Linked DNA regions of Mus musculus: region 1 is linked to region 2. A link is a loop called in an ENCODE intact Hi-C map of the cell type or tissue named here. Cell type or tissue: left cerebral cortex. All regions are shown on one strand.

The links. Peaks named below come from ENCODE experiments on the same cell type or tissue, not always from the same donor. Only the 100,000 strongest peaks of a DNase experiment are listed, where the experiment ranks them.
Region 1: a loop joins it to region 2, with 2.0 times the contacts of the local background. A loop is called at or near these places in 5 of 42 quality-filtered maps.

The regions. Positions count from the first base shown.
Region 1 is chr3:51,095,669-51,103,668 of GRCm38, forward strand. No RefSeq gene overlaps it. Among named protein-coding and RNA genes, the nearest start is that of Gm29230, 10 kb to the left of the region's middle. In left cerebral cortex, a CTCF peak has its summit at 3,326; DNase peaks (open chromatin) are centred at 442 and 1,914; H3K4me3 peaks cover 338 bases; H3K27ac peaks cover 2,165 bases.
Region 2 is chr3:50,988,823-50,996,822 of GRCm38, forward strand. No RefSeq gene overlaps it. Among named protein-coding and RNA genes, the nearest start is that of Gm35756, 50 kb to the right of the region's middle. In left cerebral cortex, no CTCF peak of the experiment used is centred here; DNase peaks (open chromatin) are centred at 4,062 and 5,022.

The sequences.
Region 1 (8,000 bases), 110 kb after region 2:
GTGACGCCCCCCCAGCCCCACCCTTAGATAAATGGTCCTTTTAGGATCTAACAGGGACTTTGGCAACAACAGAGTCTGAGCCTATCACTCTCAACTGCACTCAGTTCCTTCTTTTGATGCTAATAACAAAAGATTTTTCCAGAGATGCTTAGCCCATATTGGGAATTGAAGCCTGTGTGTGCATGTACATGTCCATATATTTTTCTCTGTAATGTGCTGAACACATCTCCTTATATCCTGGCTGCTGGGAAAGATGACTGGGACTAATAACCAGTCGCCTCCCACATTCAGGGGGCCTTTCCCACCCTGCAGCCTTCCTACTGCCTCCATCTGGGTTTGTTCTTTTGCTGCATAAGAACTCAAACTGGGTGACAGGCCTGTTATTTTTAAAAAGCCTTTAGTAGCGTCTATCCCCAGAACTGTCTCATCACAATTATCCGCACCAAACGAGGAAACTCACATCGAGAATGGATATGGGTTTCAGCCAGCACCAAATGTCTCTCCTTCTGCCTTTTTGTCTTTCCGATCAGTCAGAACATGTGAAGCCCCAAATGAAGAGTAAACACACAGCCCAGGTCCCTTTCATCTCGGAACATATGTCATGGCGGGGGAGGGGAGAAGCCCTATTCCCAGCTTCAATCAGCCATTCGTTCTCTGTGACTTGAACCTCAAACTGAAAGGGATGTTGGGGGAGCGTGTGTGCTCGATGCAGCTGACTCCTTGGAAGATAATAGGTATTCGCGGCATACCTGAGTCCTGGAGTCATTATCTCCCCTGCGAGCACTTCTGTATTTATACATAATGAGATCATTACCAGGCAGCTATTCCAATTTTATTCAGACTTTAATATTTCTTGAAGGGAAAAAAAAAAGCCTAGCATACAAAAGGGTTTGTGATGCCAACTCAATCAGACGTGCCGTTGATGGAGAATTATTCAAGTGCAAGCCAGAACGGGATAAAAAATAATTTCAGAGAGGCTTCTGTCAAAGCCAAGTTCTCCTGCGATGATGTTTCAAGTGAATGTGAGGAACTGTCCAGAGGTGAGGGAGGAAAATAACAACGACCAGAAGAGAGGGCTGCTGGGGGATTTAAAAGGAGGCTCAGCCTAACTATTCAGGAGGGGAGGGCGAGAGTCTCCTGCAGAGACTGGGGACTCAGTCCCACCTGCTTTCAGAGAGTAATTAGACCAGTAAGACAGTCTCTTCACTTGAAGCAGTTGGGGGGTCTAGAAATTAACCATTTGTGAGTACTCTGTCCTTGGGCAGTTAAACCCTGGACTAAGTCGGTAGGTAGGACAATTCCTCCCTCCTCCCTCCCCCCTCCCCCCTCCCCCCTCCCCCCTCCCCCCTCCCCCCTCCCCCCTCCTCCCTCCTCCCTCCTCCCTCCTCCCTCCCCCTCCCCCCTCCTCCCTCCTCCCTCCTCCCTCCCCCCTCCCCCCTCCTCCTTCCACAACAACAAGCTAGAAAGAAAAGTCTTCCTATCTTCTCATCCACGTTGCATCTGCAAGAAAGAATATGGAGAGCTTTCCTTTGCAGTAAATCCAATTCATATTAAAAATGGCAGGAAAACTCAGGGACCAGCTGATCAAACATTCCAGGTATGGCTCCATTAGCTGGGAGCAAATTAGAAAACCAAATGAAATCAATCAAATACTAAAAGTGAGCACAAGAAAGAACGTCTTCCTGAGGATCCAAACAGGACCTTAGGGCTGGGTGGGAGTCCTGAGTGACAGTGCTCTGAGAAATGCTCACCACTAACTACAGTGCCTGCGATGATGTTTGCGCTCTGGATAAACAGGAGCTTCGGATGTGTTTCCGGGATCTGCATTTTATCCCGAGATTACAAATCCACAAAAAGCATCCCTTTAGCTCTTCTCTCCCTGTCCTGATGCTGTTTATGGAAATGAGCAGATGGAGCAGGCACTCGGGCTTGTCATCCCAGAAGCGCGGAAGGGAAGGGTTTGTGTCTTTTCTTAGGGTGATGTAAAGCACACACCGTCTTCTCCATGGTACTTCCTACCAAGCCAACCCAATCTAACACTGCAGGGAAAATTATAAAATATCCCTGCTCGCCACTGAGTTCTCAGTGTTACCTGAAAAGAGGTCTGGTGGGCTTTTCATATTGGTATTATCCTACTGAGAGATACCCTGTATAGAAGTCAGGTCTGGTAAAAGTGTGGAGGTTGGGGCTGGAAAGGTGGCTCAAGAGTGTCCCCAGAGCTCCCAGGGACTAAACTACCAACCAAAGAGTACACATAGAGGGACCCATGACTCCAGCCACATACGTAACAGAGGATGGCCTTGTCAGACATCAATGGGAGGAGAGGCCCTGGGTCCTGTGATGGCTCCATTCCCTACTGTAGGGAAATGCCAGGACAGGGAAGTGGGAGTGGGTGGGTTGGTGAGCATGGGGACGGGGGATGGGATAGGGGATTTTCAGAGGGGAAACCAGGAAAGGGAATAGCATTTGAAATGTAAATAAAGAAAATATCTAATAAAAATAAAAGAGTTAAGAGCATGTGATGCTTTTACAGAGGACCTGGGTTCGGTTCCCAGGCCACACGTGATGGCTCACAACCACTTGTAACTCCCATTCCAGCAGATCCAATCCCTCTTTTGGCCTCCAAGGGGACAAGGGATACGTGTGGTGCACAGACAAACATGCCAGTAAAACATTCATACACGCAAAATAAAAATAAATACTTAAAAATATTTTTAAATATGGTTAGTTAATAAATCCTAGTCCCTAGATGTGGGGAAGGAAGGAAGGAAAGGCAGGAGGGAAAAGAAGGTGAGGAGGGAGGCGGGATAGAGGCAGAGAGATCTTGCTGAGGACCCAGGTTCAGTTGCCAGCACCCACGTAGCAGCTCATAAGGGCCTGCACTTCCACAGAGCATCCTCTTCTGGCCTCTACAGTGCACATGCCTACAAGCAAGCAAAACGGGTGTTTTAATGTGTGTTGCTCACACACATTAAAAAAAAAAATCTTAAAGCAAAAAAAGAATTCTTCCTCAAGGGCTTACCGAACCAGCTCAAGCTATGGTTCACAATAGGATAGTCGTAGGTTGGAGGTGTTTATGCATGTGCTCACACGGGTGTGCAGAGGGAGAGAGCTCACCACCAACATGGATTCCCACCCCACCCCCCAAGGACCACAGTCCCCGAGAGGTGCCCTTCCCTCTGTGCTTGTACTAAAGGCATGTGCATCTTTGCCCAGCATTCTCACCTCGGCTGGCGGTTTTTGAGGCTACACAACATCCCTTTCCAACACCTCCACTCTCGTGTCCTCCATACAGAGTGCTCCTCCACACCACGTATCTGAGTGATGAGCCCTGTCTTCCAGCTGAAGAACTGCATCTCACAGAATTTCCTGTTCTAACACTAGAATACTTTTAAAAGCTTGAGCATCGACTCGAAGTGTACTAGTATGAATTTGGATTGGAAGATAATTAGTGTTACTTCAGAAACCATGAAGTACGGTGTGAGGGAAACAAGGCCTATTCTGAAGAATGTCAGCACTATTGGCCAGTGGGACAAAAACAAAATCGACTTCAAGGAAATGAATATATTTTTAATGCTTGTAGAAACATTGTTCACATAATTAAAACAATGTAAGAAATTTCCACCAGGCTTGGTGGCTTACCCCATACTCCCTTGAAAAACTGAGGAAGAAAGAGCCTGAGTGTGAGCCAGCATAAATAAGAAACTAAATAAATAAATAGGAAGGGAGAGAGGGAGGGAGGGAGGAAGGGGGAGGGAGGGAGGGAGGGAAAGAAGGAAGGAAGGAAGGAAGGAAGGAAGGAAGGAAGGAAGGAAGGAAGGGGAAAGGGAAAGGGAAAGGGGAAGGGGAAGGGGAAGGGGAAGGGAAAGGGAAAGGGAAAGGGAAAGGGAAAGGGAAAGGAAAGGAAAGGAAAGGAAAGGAAAGGAAAGAGAAAGAACGTAATGTTCCTAACTGGCTACTGGCATGAGTATTACCAACTCTCCAGTTGTCCCTCGCAGACACTCAAAGAACTATGGAGAAAGAAGAATTCTGGAAACATTAGTTATCAATATCTACCCATGAAGGTTCTGAAATGCCCTGATAATTGATTATTGAAATATGAAAGAGCTTGTTAGTACATACCTGTAATCCCAAGTGGTCAGGAGGCTGAGGCAGGAGGATTCAAAGTTTAAAGGCAGAGTGAGCTGACCTGCAGACTGAGTTCTAAGAGGAGCCTGGGCTCCTAAAATCCTAAAAGAGGGCTCAGAACACAGCCCAGGGGTGGAGCACTTATACAGAGTGTGTAAGATCTGTGTTTGGTCACCAGTAGTCCCCACCCTCCAAAATAACAGGGGGGAGAGTAAAAGATAATTTTCCTAATTTACTAAATACTGCGGGTCTTTTTAAGCCACCCTATACACAACCAGAAAAAAATGGAGCCAGTTTGGCTGTGAGCCCACAGAATCCTGATTGCTGTTTATAAACAACTCCGCTGTACTTGTGCTCCACAGGCACACAGACCTCTAGCTGCCAAGGAAGTCCTGCAGCCTCACCCCCATGGCTAGCCCACCACCGTCGTCGAAAGTGCTGTCCCGAATGGCCATGCTCAGCACAGAGCCACGGGGTGTATGCCTATCATAGCTCACACCTTAATTTCTGCAGCTGCCCAGGAATTTTTTCCCCATAGTCCAAGAACCTAGATCAGTGAGGAGGAAATAAATTGTCTAGATATGGTATGTGAGAGTGACCAAGATTAAATTTCTCTGCCTGCAAGATGTACTCTGATAGCAGATTAATAAGATTACATCTCCACACCGGAGCAAAGTGCCACCTTTAATCATTTCCCAGCGTGGGCCACCCAGTCTCTCACTCGTTAGGTTCATGAACAAGAGGAAAAAGATCACCAGGCAGGGTCAAAGGTCAAAACACCTTGTCTCTGAAGGCCTTTTCCTCACGAAGGGTTCTATGAATCAAAGCAAGGGTATAACCAACCTCATATTTCAAACAAGGGAAGAAGAATAGAGCCCCCCGTGAGTTTATAAGGGAAGCGGGGCAAGCTGCTGCTCTCAGAAGCAGACCACATTCGCAAGGAGCATCTGTTGTTAAGTTGTATGCATGCGTCATGGATGGAACGAAGCTGAGGTCAGCGCTTATGGGGTGAACTGTGGACCCAACTGTAAAGTGAGCCCCTAGGGTCTTCTACCTGTTTATGAGCCGTGGCTACTGGGAAAAAAAACTAGTCTGTGGTCAGGATGCAAAGCAAACCTCTTGCCTGAGTAAGTAAATTTCACCATGAACAAGGTCTGGAGATAGAATCTATGCCCCCAGGTGACTGAATTCTTTTGGTCTAGGTCAATGCTAGCTCTGTTCCTGTAGCAACAGTGTTCTCTTCTTTCTATCTTCTCCTGTGGAAAGCCGGTACGTGCTGCGAGCAATCGCATGTGTGCCGCCAGTAATCTCTGAGGAGAGCCGTGTGTGCCGCGAGCAATCGCCATTATAAGATGGCGCGGGCCTCCGCTGTGCCTAACTAGTAAACAAGTCCTGTACGCAGGTGCAAGAGTGAATTCACTCCTAGTCACTCCCATTCTCGGGGTGTAATAGTGGGGTGATGGGCAAGCAACGAATCGGGAGCTGTCACGCCATATCAGGTGCTGAAACGTCACGCTGCGGGTTATAAAAGCAGCGCCATTTTCCCGGTTTGGGATCTTCCTGAGAAGCAAGCAATAAAGCTTTTGCCGCGGAAGATTCTGGTTTGTTGCGTCTTTCTTGCCGGTCGAGCGGGACGCAATAAGTGGCGCCGAAGAACCCGGGAACTGTCATCACACCGGCGCAAGGAAGATCCCTCGTTCGCGGGGCAGAATCAGAACCGTGGGACAAAAGGCTCTACAAGGTACGTACAATCTTGAAATTTCTTCAGAGTTAGAAGCCCTTTTGATTGTTTGCACGGCGATTATGAGGATTGTCAGCAAATGGTAGAAGCGGGGCAGAAAGTTCTGGACGAAATTCAAGAAAGTCTATCAGAGGTAGAGCGGGGAGAGAAAGTAAAAGTAGAGAGGAAACAAAGTGCACTGAAGAATTTAGGCCTTTCCACGGGCCTTGAGCCCGAGGAAAAGAGATATAAAGGAAAGAATGCCTTGGGAGAGATAAGAAAAAGGGATGGAAAGGGAGAGAAGAAGGGAGATCGAGCTGGAGAGGCACATAAGGAAAGGAGCCTCTACCCGCCACTGGATGAATTTAAGCAGCTAGCTCTTAGTAACTCAGAACCAGATGAAGGGATTAGCGCCTCTGAAGAAATGGACTCGGAGGAGGAAGCAGTTCGTTATAAGGGAGAAAGGTACCAGCAAGATAAAATGTAAGCTACTCAGTCCAGAAAAAGGCAAAAAGCTGCTGGCGAAAGCCAGCTTGCTGCTCGGCCTCCGGACTGTCGGCTTCAGGGTCCTAGTGCACCTCCGCTTTATGTGCAGAGGTAGTGGTCAATTTTTACCTACTCCTCATGTAGGGGTAAACCCTCGTGGCGTCAGGCCATTACAGGTCTGGCAAATGGATGTCACTCATATTTCCTCCTTTGGGAGAAATCAATATTTACATGTTTCTATTGACACCTGCTCTGGTGTAATGTTTGCCACACCTTTAACAGGTGAAAAAGCCTCTCATGTTATACAGCACTGCCTAGAAGCGTGGAGTGCTTGGGGCAAGCCCACAATTCTTAAAACGGATAATGGGCCAGCATATACTTCTACTAAATTTCAACAATTTTGTCATCAAATGGATGTCACTCACTTGACTGGCCTTCCTTATAATCCTCAAGGACAAGGCATTGTGGAACGTGCCCACCGCACACTCAAATCTTATCTTATAAAACAAAAAGGGGAGTTGATGAGACTCTGCCCTCAGTGCCAAGAGTAGTGGTATCTATGGCACTCTTTACACTTAATTTTTTGAATCTCGACGAGCAGGGACACTCTGCAGCTGAGCGACATAGCTCAGACCCTGATAGACCAAAAGAAATGGTCAAATGGAAGGATGTTTTAACTGGTCAGTGGAAAGGCCCGGATCCTATCTTAATCAGATCCCGGGGAGCTGTTTGTGTTTTTCCACAGAGTGAAGACAACCCATTTTGGCTGCTGGAACGACTCACCCGTAGGATATTCATCAAGGATGGTGCAGAAGATGCTGACCTCCTGAGGACTGTTCCTGATCCTGACAATGCTGAACTTGTCTCAGGTTCCTAGTATAATGGGCGAGCAGAGATGGGCTATTCTCTCAACTTTCCCTAAACCAATGCCAGTTCTCCATGATGCTATAGTTTTTCCAAAATTCTTTACTACTAATAAAACAGTGGATTTGCCATATTTACCCTATGATCCCACCCGAGCACCATTAGGAGAAAATCGCTCTTTACTAGAACAGGGTTCTTTATGTTTTCAAATTAATGGACCAGGAAATTGTATCAACCTCACAGCCCGAGCTTTGGGGAAGTTTAATGAGCATCGAGGAGGTTGGGTGAGCACAACCCAAGATACTTCCAATGTAGAGATAACCTTTACAAATCAGACCTTTTGGCACGAGGTAAATTGGGTTAATGGTACATTTCTACCACCTAACTTTTCAGACAAAGAACATCCACACCAACCAAAAATAGCCCCTCATTGTAGTTTGGAAGATGAAGGGCTGATCCTGCCTTGGTCTGATTGTCAATCCTCCATCACTCGTTGGGCAGATCAGAGTAAAACCTTTTCCTTTTCTCCCAACATGATAGATGACCCAGAGAAGGAATTTGTTATGAAAAAGGTACTTTTCATACAGGACTTTAGAATGCATCCCTTTCACAAGTGGGTGCTTTGTGGAGTCAATGGCAGTTGTACAGAACTCAATCCTTTGATTTTTATCCAGGGAGGAGCAGTTGGAAAGGCTTCTTTTACTGGCATCTCAAGATTTGCTCAGTATTGGGGAATACATGATGCCTCCCAGGACTCTTATGGATATACTAATACCAGTGTAGAGATCACTGGGTTCAATAA
Region 2 (8,000 bases):
GCCTGGTCTACAAAGTGAGTTTCAGGACAGCCAGGGCTATACAGAGAAACCCTGCCTCAAAGAAAAAAAAAAGAAAAAGAAAGAAAGAAAGAAAGAAAGAAAGAAAGAAGGAAGGAAGGAAGGAAGGAAGGAAGGAAGGAAGGAAGGAAGGAGAGAGAGAGAAAAAAAAAGAAAAAGAAAAACGTATTAACATCATTATTCCTAATGTCCAAATATTTTCAGCTTTCTACTTGCTAAACAAAGGTGAGTCCACTTTGCACCCTCCCTTGAGATTAGAATGGTCATATATGACTTGCAGGAGCTTATGGGATGTGAGAAAATGGAACAATTGGTATGTCCAGACAGATTTAAGAACAGGTGAGTGATATGCTGCAGTCTCATTTTCCTTCTATGGTGGACTTTAAAAAATAGCTATAAATTCTCTGAGTCTTCTGACATCAAACGCTGGAACTTGTTTCTTCCCTGCTATCTGAGCTAGCTCACAAGAAGCCTTGGCATATGACCTCTCATTCTTACTTGGGACAAAGCTGAGGTGCACTCAAGGCCAGGACAGATTCCATTAAGGATGAAACACCTTAATGAGACACAGCTTTCCCAGGGATCCCCAGCCGCGTGAGTGAGACCAGCGAGCACCAAATGCCCCTCCCCACACACACACACACAGAGACCAACCAATGTACTCAAGTGGCCAGAATAACCGTCACCCAAACAAACACAAGCCAAGTTGCAAATTAGCAAATAAATGAATAGTGATTTTTATCACTACTAAGATAAAAACTTGTTTGTATTTAACAACAGTTAACAGAGACATTAGCCTTGGCAACTAACTCTAAAAGTGTGTATTTGGCATCCATCAGCCTGGGTCTCCTAACCCAAAATAACTACTGTAATAGCACTAAGAAATAATCCTTTGTCAATTAAGACATGGAGAATTGTTTTTAATTGTTTTCTGTGTGTCTTTGTCTGTCTCTCCCTCCCTCTGTGTGTGTGTGTGTGTGTGTGTGTGTGTGTGTGTGTGTGTGTGTGTGTGTGTGTGTATTTGTGTATTTGTATATTTGTGTATACAGGTAAGGCCAGAGATCAACCTTGCTATTTGGAGACAGTCTTTCTCTGGCCTGAAACTTACCAGGCTACTCTGACCCAAGGATCTCCCTGTGTCTTCTTCCCCAGTACTGGCACCACGAGTGCCACCACTCCCACAGATGCCTCTTTCACATGGGTCCTGGGAATGGAACTCATGCGGAAGTCTACTGTAACACTAGAAATCTAAAATGAAGGTTACACCATGAGACAGGCAGGAAATTACTCTCAGAACCTGCAATGTTGGTGATATTGATTGCCCCGAGACACAGTATTTGGCAAAATATCCACCTGAGCTGCAGTTTGGTGAGAATGTCCCGCAAGTGCTCCTGTGTTGAAGCCCTGGCCCCTGTTGGGTACATGGCTGGTTTTACTCTGTTCTACATTCTCCACCATAATGTGGTCCAAACAATGGGGCTAGTGATTCCCAGACCCCACCCCTCCAAAACTAAGAGCCACCTCTCCACTGACTATCTCAGATATTTTATGATGGAAAGCTTGTTCCCACAATCTGTGAAAACTCATATGACAGAAAACGTATGAAACGGTGTGCCATTCTAAGGAAAATGAACACGATACAGGGGAGAGTCCCTTAGCCAGCCTACAATGTGGACGCAGAGCATGGACTTGAAGCACCGCAACCTCCTGTGTCTAAGACACTGAAACATTAGTAGCTGACTGTTACAAAAGCATATTCCAAGCATCCCGGGAGCCCTAACACTAAAGTAATGTTCTGTTAGCATTTAAGGGCAGAGGGCGCCCCATCACTACTGTGCCAAGCCGGGGGGGGGGGGGGGGGGGGGGGTTGTTCACCACCAAGGGGAGCATGGGAAACACTGGGCTGAGAGAAAGGACTGGGCTCTGGAACGCTAGAAAATGGGACCGGATACCAGACGTTCAGACCTCTCCAGTGAAGGAAGCACCGGGCTGCCTTGGAGTATAGGAAAGAGAGCCCCCTGGAGAAAGCTTAAGAAGGGCTAGTTCGGGATTTTCCTCTCTTTCCTGGTCAAGATTTCACAATCTTCCAATCGTTTTTTGTGAGAGTTTTGCAAAGTCATTGTGAAATTGTGGGGTTCCTCACCCTGGGTCACTTTTTGTTCAATAAGTAAACAAAGCAACGGTCTCTGGCCACACTTGGTTTACGGGGATCTCCCTTCCTAACCTGTCATCTCCCTGTGCTGTTCTGCACGTGCTCTGTTCTGCGCATGTGCCACACACACACACACACCCCCACCCCTACCCCCACCCCGGTGTTCCCTTTTCCCTATCGTAACACGTAAGGGTAATGTTCTCTTACCCTCCCACGCTCTTCTTCAAGACCACATTTTCAAGTCTCCCCATCTCCTTTCTATTATCATGAACTTTGCACACGCTCGCTCCGGAAACACAGATATCCGTGTATAAAAGTCAGAAGCTGAGATCCTCATATGAGGAGAAGCACTCCGCATTTGTCCTTCTGAGCCTGGGTTTGTCACCCCACTTACAATTTTGTTTTTCCGTTCCATACACTTTCCTGAGATTTTCATATCATTTTTCTTTATGGTTGAATAAAGTCTCACCGTGTCCATGTACCACTTTTTTATCATCTAATTATCTGTTTATGGACATTTAGGATGATTGGATTTCCTTCTTCTTTATATAAAAGAGCAGTAATAGCTAGGGATGTGTAAGTATCTCAGGGGTGGGGTGGAGTCCTTCCGGCACATGCCCGGGAGTGATATAGCTGGGTCATATGGTCTCCCTGGCTTTTGTGTTTTGAGAAACTTCCACTGATTTCCATAGGGACTGCACCAGTTTGTATTCCTCCTTCTGCCCATCAGCTAGAATGTCTGTCTCCTGCATCACATTTACGCACCAACCTCAACCCTTGCAGGCTCTCTAGTTCCTCTGTCTCTCCTTCCATTCCTTTCAATGTTTCCCTGGGGTTCTTTTTGGTTTTTGTTTTTAAATGCAGGCCTCTTAGGTCATAATTCAATATTCTTTGCATCATCTAAGGGATCCAGTTGTCTCCTTACCACCAAAATGGGCTCTGAATTCAACTTCAAAGAAAACTCAAGTGAGATTGTGTACTCTGGCCAGTTTTTCCCTGAAATTCTGCCTCACGTTCCGTTTCTTGCCCAGGCTAAAGGACACGGATGACCATGTAATCTCTCTTAAGTGGTGTTGGTCATGAACTTTCCTGTCTGAGGTTAGCTTTCTAAGCTGTTCCTGATGACAGGCAATCCTTAAGCAGCCAGGGGGGAAGCTCGGCTTTGAATATCCCTGTTCCATATCTGGGGGGGAGAGCCTCTCCATGTTAGTGGCAACTCCTCAGAAAACACATCTCCGAAAGAGAAGAATCATGCTATAATTCTTATCAATATGTAAGATGGCCGCAATCAAACACACATGTAGGGTGCTGTGTGACTTTAGCTTAGACTAAGAGGCAGCATTCCTTTTTTTTTATTTGGATTTAAGTTCATTTTGGGGAAAAAAATATGGTTTTTGCCAGACAGCCAGGCAGAGAAAAACTGGTTTTAAAATGTTTTTATACTAATTCTTCAACCTACCCAAGCTTTCCCCTGATGTTTTTATAGACCTGACCTCCACTCAACCTTTCTGCCTCCCGTAACTGCAGTCTTCATACTTGAAGTGTGCAAAAGAGGCCTTAGACATCAGCAGGAAGTGCAGGTGGGGGACGGAGATTTAAGTGCAATTGATAGCAGGCATCAGATAAATCTCAGCCCAGGGAATGAGTCTGTCCCTTCTCAAGCAGCAGGCTTAACCGTGCCCACATCTGGGATTGATAGATGTGAGCCGCTGCTTCATACACACCAAGGTGACCCCTTTCACTCAGCCTGCCATGGCAGAGATTCCTGAATAAATGTCCCCAGCCGAGAAAGAAGTGCAAGAAGTGACTCTAGCAAGCCAGACTCATCATCGAGCCAGCCTCTGAGCTCCAGTGACTGTGCCAAACCAGGCGTGCCCTGCAGAGCCCAGGACTTCATCAGTCACACTTCCCACAAGCACACACTTCCCCCAGAAACTCTGTCGATTCTCATGGAAACCAGCATCCCAATACTAAAGCCAGCCAGGCAGCTAATAAAGTAACTACCCCTAACCCAAAAGGGGGATTAATCTTGCCTCAAGACAGAGAGTGGGTCAAAAGGAAAACAATGAGGGAGGGGTATAGCTCATTAAATAAATACCAGCTACACGCATGGAGACCTGAGTTCTACACCTCAGTACCCATGTGAAATGCTGAGTGTAGTGATGCAGGCTTGTAATCCCAGTTCCTGGGAAACATAAGCAGGTGCCTTTCTGGCGCTAGCTGCCACCCTATTTACACTAATCTGCAAGTCCTGGGTCCCAGGTAAACACTGTGTGTGTGTGTGTGTGTGTGTGTGTGTGTGTGTGTGTGTGTGTGTGTGCGCACGCGAGTATGTATGTATATATGTAGATGTAGCTATAAATATATAAAAGTAAAGAATGATGTTGGCTGTTTTCTGCTGATTTCCAGTGTGCACACACGAGAGTGCATGCTCACACACACACACACACACACACACACACACACTCTAAAGCAAAAAAGTCCAAAAGAGGACGAGAGTAACCCTCCAAAAGAAATAAACCGAGACTGGGCAATGCTAAACTACCTGGTCATTTAGCTGGAACAGAATTAAATTAGTGGAAATTTGCAGTGTTTAGAATTGAAAAGCCTCAGGTTTTTTTCCCTACAAAAACAGGCACTCGCACAGAATCCTAATAGTATGCTTTCTTAGCCCATGTGTCCTTTGGGTTGGATCACTCTTTTTAGTAATATCTGTCAGCCGAGAGATGTGGGGGATTACCGATGCTACATAATTATCAAGCCGTGAATTATGTGATTCTGTTATTTATCGTAGCCTTTAGAAATATAAAGCTGAAATGATTTCTTGGCACTTGGATTCTTTCTGTGGGGGTGTTTGAAATATAAATATGCAGCCCCATCTATGTCACCACCTCCAAACTCAGTAATATGGTAATTCTAAGCCATCCATCTTTGGAGATTCTATGAACAAAACATCTTCCTGTCATGACTCCTAAGACTACAGCTGAATGTCAAAAGGCCCAGAAGGGCATTAAAGGGAAGATGGGGCGGATTGGAGAGGATGTCGTGGTTCAAATCTTGAGTGGTCTCCCAAAGACTTAGTTCCTAACTGATGGAGCTGTTTGGGAACTGATAGAAGACCACTGGAAACGTGTCGCTGAAGAAGTACAGGGAAGCCAGCCTCCCAAGTACACAGCAGTTCGGATCCCCATTTTCTTAAGGACTGAGCAGGCAGCTTGAATTTTGTTCCTTTGAGTTCTCAGGGCACTGCTACTTTCAGTGAGTTACAACGAGGCTAAAGAGCCTCACTGCTTAGCGAGCCAGGCAGGGGTGTTACCACATTAGGCAGCCCAAATCAGTCCTGCTCAGCATTTCTTCACACATGCCTGATAAGATGGAGTTCTATTAAGACCCTAGCCCAGGAGCAAATCTTCTCTGTGTATATTGCCTAGGAATGTTTATCAAAGCCAAAATAGATTTCAATCTCTCTTTATGAGAAAGGTAATCACTATTTGCATTCTGGATCCAGAGAAGAGGGTGGAGTAAGGCAGCCGGCCACCTGGCCGGGGAATTTGGGAGCTATAGAAAACTGGAAAGATGGGAAGAGAGGAGGCAGGAGAATAATTAGAAAATCAATGCAAAAATACACTGGCTTGTTAGTCCAGGGGTTGTCTTTAGCGTCTAGATGCTTTAAAGAGTTTCCAAATTGACAGGTCATCATATGAGAGAGTTGGGGGAAACATGTCAAAATACCAAATACCATATTATTCCTTTTTGATATGCTCACAGTAGAAATGTTTGAAGAGGGGCTACAGAGATGCTCACTCAATAAAATGCTTGCTGCACAAGTACATGGACCAGAGTTTAAATCCCCAGTAACCACATAAACAACTGGGTTAGGCATAGGCACATCTGCAGTCTCAGGCTGGGGATACTGAGAGGGGAGGTTCCATAGCATTTGCTGACCTTATCAAGTAAGCCCGGGTCCCAGCTAAATGCCCTGTCTCAAAACATGGGGTGGATAAACATGTACTACTGGCCTCCTATGTATGCACATTCATAGAGGTGGAGAAGGGAGGGAAGGAGAGAGAGACAAAGACAGAGACAGAGAGACAGAGTCAGAGAGAGAGAGAGATTCAAAGGGGAAAACAATTCAGTGTCTATGAGGATGTGTGTATGTGTGTGTGTGTGTGTGTGTGTGTGTGTGTGTGTGTGTGTGTGTGTAAAAAGTTACACTTGATAATATTGAATAGACTAGAGAAAAACAGAAGGACCCATCTGAGCATGACAGTGGTATTCAGGAGACAGAGGCAGAACTCTCTATGAGTTCAAACCCAGTCTGGTCTATAGAGTCAGTTCCAGGTTAGCCAGAACTACAAAATAAGTCCTTGTATAAGAACAAACAAACAAAAGAATTTCACATAAACAATCTATCTTACATTTCATAAGCATTTATTAGTCATGGGGAATTCGAGGTCCAAGGCCTATGAAAGTACGACCTATACACGATAGTTAGAAAAAGCAAGGGTTAGCAAATGGGCATCTGCGTGCTGCAGTGTCGCTGTGTTCTATGACACCGTGAGTTCTTCAAGACCATCTAAGTAGGAGGCCTTGGACTGAGTGGTTCAACTCTGTAATGGTTTCGAAGCTCTACGGGAAATTTGTCTTACGGTATTTGTCTTACGGTATTTCAGCTGTTCTGTGGTTTACTACAACAATAAGTCCATTTGGATCTAAGTATAATTCTACAGATCACATCTATATCTAGTTTCATGGATAGGAAAACACAATGGAAAAGACCTAAGACTCTAAATCACTGCACACTGGGCCACTCTACTATAACCTCCTGAAGTTTTCCACTTAAGTTTTCTATAGGTTCATAGAGTTTTCCAAAAGAGGGTTAGTTAGCTGGACTCTTATCCAACTCTCTGAAGATTGATTGCTGCATGCACTAAAACTAAGGCACAGAATCAGCTCTTTGAAGGCAGATGACTCTTGGAAGATTAGAGGTGTCTTTCACACGGTGTTCTGGATCTGGGTGGCCTCAAGCAGTGCCAGCTGAGAGTGGAAGCTTCCTCTCACAGCTTGGCCCTTAGCTTCATGTCCATGGCCCCAGGTCAGGTTAAAAAAGACACTCACTTACCCTGCCAGATGTCAGCAGATGCTATGCAGGAGGGACGGGGCAGAGCTTGGTCTGTGGCCTCCTCTCAGAAAGTTAACAAGACTTCCTTTCTCACCCACCAATCCTCCAAAGAGGGTATGGGGAAAGCCAGGGAAGGTTCCAGAGTTGAAGCTCCCAAACTTCTCAGGCCAACTAGAACATTACACATTGAGTTGGAAAATCGAGCTCACAGGGACTACAGAACACAATTTTTTAAATTCCATATCATGTTAGATGATTTTGACCTTTTGATGTAGATTGTTCAGTTGACAATTTTATCTGTGAATTTATCACATAATACTGAATTCTGCAATTTTATTGAATCCAATCCATTAAAATATGTCTCTATTTCAAATATACATCATCATAAATTTCCAAATAGCCCTCTATTGGGCTCAACTATTTTTACTGTAAAGTTGTATATCTACATCACAATTTATAGGTATTTTTGCTATCTTTTATTTCATAAAATTATGGCCCTATAAGCTGAATAAAAATCCTGCTATCCTAAAGTTTTCAATGTTTTCATTCTTCATAAATACCCAAAGCTTAGCACTGACAAATTCCATTACTAACTTATCAGCTTGATTTCCAAGTAAAGAAGTTTTTAAGGGGGCTACAAAGATGGCTCAGTGGGTAAGAGCACCCACTGCACGAGCATGAAGACCTAAGTTCAAATCTCCCCTCATG